Regions from separate parts of the Homo sapiens genome. Here region 2 is linked to region 1. The links are chromatin loops, found by intact Hi-C in ENCODE. Cell type or tissue: transverse colon. All regions are shown on one strand. Region 1 has its middle 6.8 kb from the start of ABCB1. Region 2 has its middle 26 kb from the start of TP53TG1.

Region 1 (4,000 bases):
GCTCAAAAACCTTGATTTCTGTGTCATTCAAATAAAGACAAAAACAGCATATTCCTAGGGTTTTTGTAAGAAGAAAATAAGGTAAGATTTGATGTGTGTTTAGTATAAATTGTATTATTTCCCAAATATCCTAATAAAGATGGTCAATGGAGCCAAGATATGAATAAAAATTAAGAACATGAGAGTAAAAGTGATGACTGGAAAGGGCTAGTAATGGACATTGAAAATAAATAATAATATGGCAATAATTTTATTACTTTTAAAGAAATCTATAAAAACAACAAAATTATGAAGAAAATTGAATAAATTCACATTTAAAACCAACAACAAACCATATAGCTATTTATTGCAAATATCACAATAGGTTAATATTCTTAATATATAAAGAGCTTATATAAATGGATAAGAAAAAATTCAAAGGTCTAATAGAACCGAGCAAAAGATGCAAATAGGCAATTCATATAAAAAAGTATGTAGTATACTGGTACACAGAAGAAAACATACTGAAATATTCATGCTAACTACAAAGAAATGCAAATTACAACAGCAAAGATATTTTGAAAAATGAGACTATCACATGCTCACAAGAGTTAAATAAACAAGTAGGAGTTGAAAATTATTCAAATGAATAAGGAAACATACATAAGGAAAACTTAAGTCTGTTTGACTCAGTAATTCAATTTTAGGAAATCTATCTTAAAGAAATAATTCCAAGTACAGAAAAAAATATCAGCCAAAGGTATTCATTGCTGCTTTATTTTATAACAGTGAAAAATGAGCAGTGACCTGAATACTTAACCACATATATATGGATGAATTAATTATTATACATCCTCTTTAAAAAAGTAGTAATATAAAACGTGCTTACAGAGTTTGTGATAACCTCAGAAAATACCTATGCTAATATGCAAGGACAAAAGGCAGGGGAAAATTATAATAGCATAATATTCACTATATCAAGCAAATTAATTGGTGTAATATTAGAGATAAAGATATCAAAGTGTCAAGAGTGATTATCTTTTAGTGATGAAAGTTAGGTCTGAGTTTACTTTAATTTTTTCTGTATTTGAGAAATTTCCTATATTAAAAGTGTATTATTTTATAATATTTTTTATAAAAGTTTGGAGATGGGGATGAGAATGCATTTTCAGAATCCTGGTTATTAGTATCTATCTCTCAGTGGAGTTTGCTCCTTATTAAGGGACACTCACATTGAATGAAGGCCAAAATTAACTGGCTAAAACAAGAAACATTGAGAATTCCCAGTATTTTTCATTTATTAATAAGTTTCTCATATTTCTGAAAATCTTACCCATGTTTCTAAGAAAAGTGAGAGAGGAAGAAGAGAGAAAGAGGTAGAGATAGAGATTCTCCTTAAGTAATAAGAAAATACATGGGAGGCTGAAATAACTGGATTCTAGCTTTGGTCATCAACTGTCTATATAAGTTGGATACATGGTTTTTTTCTAATTACTGTTTTCATATCAGCCTCAAAGAGTTATTGAGAAGATCAAAGCCCTGGAGGTATTTTTCATAACTAAGCACCATATACCTCCACTTGAGGAAGATAATACAGAAGAGAGAAGTCCAATTAAGGACTTCAGTGTCATTCTCCTGAAGAATTTAAGTTCTGTGAGGGTAGAAATCTTGTCTCTATTTTTATTCTGTATATAAAATACAGCACATACTATGTGCTCAATTCCTCCTTTGGGAGAGCTAGAGAAATGTCCATTAACAGCATTATTTGACACTTTATAGCTTATCCAAACAAATAAAGATGGACTTAAGCTGGGGAATTATTTTTTTCTTTGATTCTTTTTTTTTTCTTTACTTAATTTGTGTGTGTGTGAGACAGGGTCTTGCTCTGTCACCAAGGTTGAAGCACAGTGGCGCAATCACAGCTCACTGCAGCCTCAACCTCCTGCATTCAAAGGATCTCCCCACATCCTCCTCTCAAGTAGCTGGGACCAAAGGTGTGCGCCACCTTGCCTGGCTAATTTTTTTTTGTAGAGATAGGCTGTCACTATGTTGCCCAGGCTGGCTAAAACTTTTATTGATCACTATGTGGCAAGTACTTTGCTAGATGCTGACAATATGAAGATGAGCCGTGTAAAGTTCCTCAAGTTCTGTGTGTATATGTTGTTAAAGGTGAAAACGATTAGGATAATTTTAGCATATAAGGCAACTGTTTTGTTTTCATTTTGTTTTTACAAACAGACTGAACTTATATATCTAAAGTGACCAACTTCCTTTTCAAAGTCAATACCCAAGGAAGCTATATACCAATTTCAATGATGCCTGCCAAGAAATAGTTGGAACTTTTTTGTTGGATTTGTCCTCAGAGTCTACAAAAATATGATTTTAATGTCCTCAATAATAGCAAATTTTGCCTTTTACTGATAAATTTAAGTTTTAGAAACAAGATAACCCAACATTGCAGTAAAGAACATTGGCTTTAGCACCAAACAGATTGGGTTTAAGTTCTGGTCATTTGACATTGGAAAATTTATTTCTTTTGCTGCAACTAAAACTCCTTACTTGTAAAATAAGACAGTGAGTGTAAAGCAATCAGCTTAGTACCTGGATGTCTATATTCCGAATGTTTACTTGTGTTTATGTTGTTATTGTTAATAGACTAGTAAGTGATTTGCTTGAAAGAAGTTTCAATTAAAAATGAAATCTGGCTATAAAGTAATAAGCCAAATTTTCTCCTGTGCTTAGCAAATTATTCTGAAGATTATTCCTCAGGGAAATTCCTTTGACATTCAACACATATTTGGTTGGAACAATCCTACTATGTACCTATTTCCTCATTCTCTTAATTTATAACCAAACCCTTTGCCCTAAGATATCAGCACTGAGGAATTCCTGACATAAAAATAACAATATTACCCGAAATGGCTTTTGAATTGCAGAGCTTATAAAAACACCATTTCCCTTTTAGTTTTTTTTATCGTTTTATGATTCATAGACTTTGAACTTGTTTAATCTCAAATGAACTCTCTCCCAGGAGCAAGGTCAAGTTAGTTCAATGAGGTAACGTTCACTCACTTATTTCTTTAGAACACTTAGTATTATTTCACAGGACATATCTATTTAAAATATATTTCCATATACAAGAAACACTGCTAGCAGACCAATGAACAGTTGGTTAGATCTGACTTTACAATTTTAAGTTAGGAAATATTTTATTTTAAATTTGTATTGGAAACTCATTCATTCACTCAACAGTATTAATCAAGTACCCTGTATATGTCACATATTACTCTAAGTGCTTCGTATATATCCATGAGCAAAACATACAAAAATCCCTGCCTAGGTAGAACTTATATTTGATGGTAAGAGTAGGCAGATAGATAACAACACAGTAAATAAGTGATTTTGTATGTTAAAAAGAGTAAAGTATTACGGTGAAAAACAGAGCAGGGGAAAGAGAGTGGAAGTACCAGGTGGGCAAAGTTTACAATTTTAAGTAGGATAGTCAGGGCAGACCTCATTAAGGAGATAACTTTGAGCCAAGACGGGATAGAGCAGAAGGAAAGTTTTGAGTGGTGCCATGAATATATTGGAGATCCTCGAATACTAATAATTTTAAGGTTATTTCTTTAAAATAACCTTAATTTCATGCTCTAGTTTTTCTCTCTGGATTCATAGATGTTTGAGCTTGCAAGAGAATGTAGAGGTCATCTTATCCACTTCCTTCACTACTCTGAGTCTCTGAAATGCCAAAGAACTTGACCAAAAACACACATTCAGCTAGAAAGAGGGCCAAGTTAACAACACAGGTTTTCTGACACTGAGCTTGCTGTTCATTCTATCATATTGACAGGAGGATTCTAACAGTGAGGATTTTAGATTGGCTAGCATGGGAATCCATGCTAAGGGGACAGGCGCAATCATATTCTCTAGCTATTTTACTTCACTTTTGCATCAATTTTCTGTCATCTTGATTTTATTTTTGCTCTTGACCAGCTAGACCAGCTTGTTTTAATGATCATTC
Region 2 (4,000 bases), 290 kb before region 1:
ACAACCTCTTCACATGCAGGGATGGCAAGCCCAGGCAGAGAGGAGCTCATTTAAATTCCTGACCTTCCTTGTGCTCTCTGAAGTACAAGGAAGCTGGAGTAGCTGCGAGTAGCTGCAAGCAGCAGCAGCCACAGCCTCTGGGTTGTTTCCTGACATTCTGGGACAGCTGACAAAGCTGTACATCAAAGGTAGGAGCAGAGACTTGGGGGCAGGCCAAATTAGACAGGAATTTTAGCTCTGTTGGATGATTTGGGGCAAGTTGCTCACTTTCCTAAACCTGTACAATGGGGATAATAGTATCATCTGCTAGGACTACTGAGAGGATTACATGTGATAATGTACATAAAAGATTCAGCAGTGCAAGGATGGGGAAGCTGCTGATTGTATTAATACTATCAAGTATTAATGAATGGTAGCTATTCTTTGTATTAGTATTCATACTATTAATCTCTGCTGGGAATGTCTCAACAGCCAGCAGCCAGCTAGCCCAGTCTTGGGGTCTCTCATTTACCTCCCTCTTCCCGCGCTATCAAGAAGCTTGGGTGGAGGTGGCCTGCCAGGTATTGAGATCTAAAGGGCAGGCTGGATTTAAGACCTCAGAGAACACAGCCACAATGAAAGGCAAGTGATGTGTCAGACAGGTCTCAGCAAGTTCAAAAACCAACACAAACATGAAGTCAAGTATGGAGCTGGTTTTTTCATTCAGAGGAGACTCACAGATGTGTTGGGGAAGCCTGGGCAGGGGTGAGCAGGGTGCCTCTGTAGTGCCCACTTATATTTGTAGATGTAATATGGGGGTGGCTAGTGCCATCCTCAGGTCCACAAATTATGCCTCCATCTCCTTGCTATCATTTTCTCAACATTGCTCATGGTTGCTGAGACTGAAGAGGTGACAATGAATCAAATCTGGGTTCAGATCATGTCTCTGCCCCTTTTTCAATTATGTGACTTTGGGGAATTTATCTCTTTGTTTCATTTGGTTTCATCAACTGTGAAATTAGGATTATTCACCTACACTTCAACGTTGTTCATAACTAGAATTGCAAGATTTTGACAACAAAACTATAGGACACATAGTTAAATCTGAATTTCAGATATAACCAACAAATTATTTTTAGTACAAATTTATTTTTTGGTTATTCTAGTTAGCAATTCCTCTAACCTTTTTTCAAGGTTCTTAGCTTTCTTGCATTGGGTTAGAACATGCTCCTTTAGCATGTTTTTTGCTTTTTATTGTTACTCACCTTCTGAAGCCTACTTCTGTCAATTCGTCCAATTTATTCTCCATCCAGTTTTTTCCTTGCTGGCGAGGTGTTGTGATCCTTTGGAGGAGAAGAGGCGTTCTGGTTTTTGGAATTTTCAGCCTTTTTGCACTGGTTTCTCCCCATCTTTGTGGATTTATCTACCTTTGGTCTTTGATGTTGGTGACCTTTGGATGGGGTTTCTGAGTGGATGTCCTTTTTGTTGATGTTGATGCTATTCCTTTCTGTTTGTTAGTTTTTCTTCTAACAGCCAGGCTCCTCTGCTACAGGTCTGCTGGAGTTTGCTGGAGGTCCACTCCAGACCCTGTTTGCTTGTATCACCAGCAGAGGCTGCACAACAGCAAAAAAATTGCTGCCTGTTTCTTCCTCTGGAAGCTTTATCCCAGAGTGGCATTCATCAGATGCCATCTGGAGCTCTCCTATATGAGGTGTCTGTTGGCCCCTGCTGTGAAGTGTCTCCCAGTCAGGAGACACGGGGTCAGGCATCCACTTGAGGAAGCAGTCTGACCCTTAGCAGAGGTGGAGCAATGTGCTGGGAGATCTGCTGCACAGAGCTAGCATGCAGGGACATTTAAATCTACTGAAGCTGTACCCACAGCTGCCCCTTCCCCCAGGTGCTCTGTCCTAGGGAGATGGGAGTTTGATCTATAAGCCCCTGACTGAGGCTGCTGCCTTGTTTTCAGAGATGCCCTGCCCAGACAGGAGGAATCTAGAGAGGCAGTCTGGCCACAGCGGCTTTGCCAAGCTGTGATGGGCTCCACCCAGTTCACATTTCCTGGCGGCTTTGTTTACACTGTGAGGAGAAAACCGCCTACTCAAGCTTCAGTAATGGTGGACGCTTCTCCTGCCACAAAGCTCCAACGTCCCAGGTCGACCCCAGACTGCTGTGCTCGCGGTGAGAATTTCAAGCCAGTGGGTCTTAGCTTGCTGGGCTCCATGGGGGTGGGATCTGCTTAGCTAGACCACTTGACTCCCTGGCTTCAGCCCCCTTTCCAGGGGAGTGAATGGTTCTGTCTTGCTGGTGTTCTAGGTGCCACTGGGGTATGAAAAAAACTCCTGCAGCTAGCAGGACCAGATGTATTCACAGCTGAATTCTACCAGAGGTACAAAGAGGAGCCGGTACTGTTCCTTCTGAAACTATTTCAAACAATAGAAAAAAAGGGACTCCTCCCTAATGCATTTTATGAGGCCAGCATCATCCTGATACCAAAACCTGGCAGAGACACAACAAAAAAAGAAAACTTCAAGCCAATGTCCCTGATAAATATTGATGCGAAAATCCTCAATAAAATACTGGCACACTAAATCCAGCAGCACATCAATATCTTATCCACCATGATCAAGTCGGCTTCATCCCTGGGATGAAAGGCTGGTTCAACATACACAAATCAATAAACGTAATCCATCACATAAACAGAACCAATGACAAAAACCACATGATTATCTCAATAGATGCAGAAAAGGCCTTCAATAAAATTCAACACCCCTTCACACTAAAAACTCTCAATAAACTAGGTATTGAGGGAACGTATCTCAAAATAGAAGAGCTATTTATGACAAACCCACAGCCAACATCATACTGAATGGGCAAAAGCTGGAAGCATTCCCTTTGAAAACCGCCACAAGATAAGGATGCCCTCTCTCACAACTGATATTCAATATAGTATTGAAAGTTCTGGCCAGGGCAATCAGGCAAGAGAAAGAAATAAAGGGTATTCAAATAGGAAAAGAGGAAGTCAAATTTTCTCTGTTTGCAGATGACATGATTGTATATTTACAAAACCCCATCGTCTCAGTCAAAAATCTCCTTAAGCTGATAAACAACTTCAGCAAAGTCTCAGGATACAAAATCAAAGTGCAAAAATCACAAGCATTCCTATACACAAATAATAGACCAACAGAGAGCCAAATCATGAGTGAACTCCCATTCACAATTGCTACAAAGAAAATAAAATAGCTAGGAATACAACTTTCAAGGGATGTGAAGGACCTATTCAAGCAGAACTACAAACCAGTGTTCAAGGAAATAAAAGAGGACACAAACAAATAGAAAAACATTCCATGCTCATGGATAGGAAGAATCAATATTGTGAAAATGGCCATACTGCCCAAAGCAATTTATAGATTCAGTGCTATATCCCCATCAAGCTACCTTGACTTTCTTCACAGAATTACAAAAAACTACTTTAAATTTCATATGGAACTGAAAAAGGGCCCACAGAGCCAAGACAATCCTAAGCAAAAAGAACAAAGCTGGAGGCATCATGCTACCTGACTGCAAACTATACTACAAGGCTACAGTAACCAACACAGCATGGTACTGGTACCAAAACAAATATATATATCAATAGAACAGAACAGAGGCCTCAGAAATAACACCACACATCTTCAACCATCTGATCTTTGACAAACTTGACAAAAACAAGCAATGGGGAAAGGATTCCCTATTTAATAAATTGTGCTGGGAAAACTGGCTAGTCATATTCAGAAAATTGAAACTGGACCTTTTCCTTACACCTTACATACAAATTAACTCAAGATGGATTAAAGAATTAAATATAAGACCTAAAACCATAAAAAACCCTAGGAGAAAACCTAGGCAATACCATTCAGGACATAGGCAGGGACAAAGACTTCATGACTAAAACACTAAAAGCAATGGCAACAAAAGCTAAAATTTACAAAAGAGATCTAATTAAACTAAAGAGCTTCTGCACAGCAAAAGAAGCTATCACCAG

Evidence for each region. Hi-C counts contacts between places; a loop is a spot of excess contacts. Peaks named below come from ENCODE experiments on the same cell type or tissue, not always from the same donor. Only the 100,000 strongest peaks of a DNase experiment are listed, where the experiment ranks them.
Region 2: it touches region 1 in a loop (9-fold over the local background); 2 of 110 quality-filtered maps call a loop at or near these places.

The regions. Positions count from the first base shown.
Region 1 is chr7:87,605,722-87,609,721 of GRCh38, forward strand. It overlaps a transcript of ABCB1 not described here. Among named protein-coding and RNA genes, the nearest start is that of ABCB1, 6.8 kb to the left of the region's middle. In transverse colon, no CTCF peak of the experiment used is centred here; no DNase peak of the experiment used is centred here; H3K27me3 peaks cover 1,200 bases.
Region 2 is chr7:87,317,257-87,321,256 of GRCh38, forward strand. No RefSeq gene overlaps it. Among named protein-coding and RNA genes, the nearest start is that of TP53TG1, 26 kb to the right of the region's middle. In transverse colon, no CTCF peak of the experiment used is centred here; a DNase peak (open chromatin) is centred at 2,015; H3K4me3 peaks cover 661 bases; H3K27ac peaks cover 896 bases.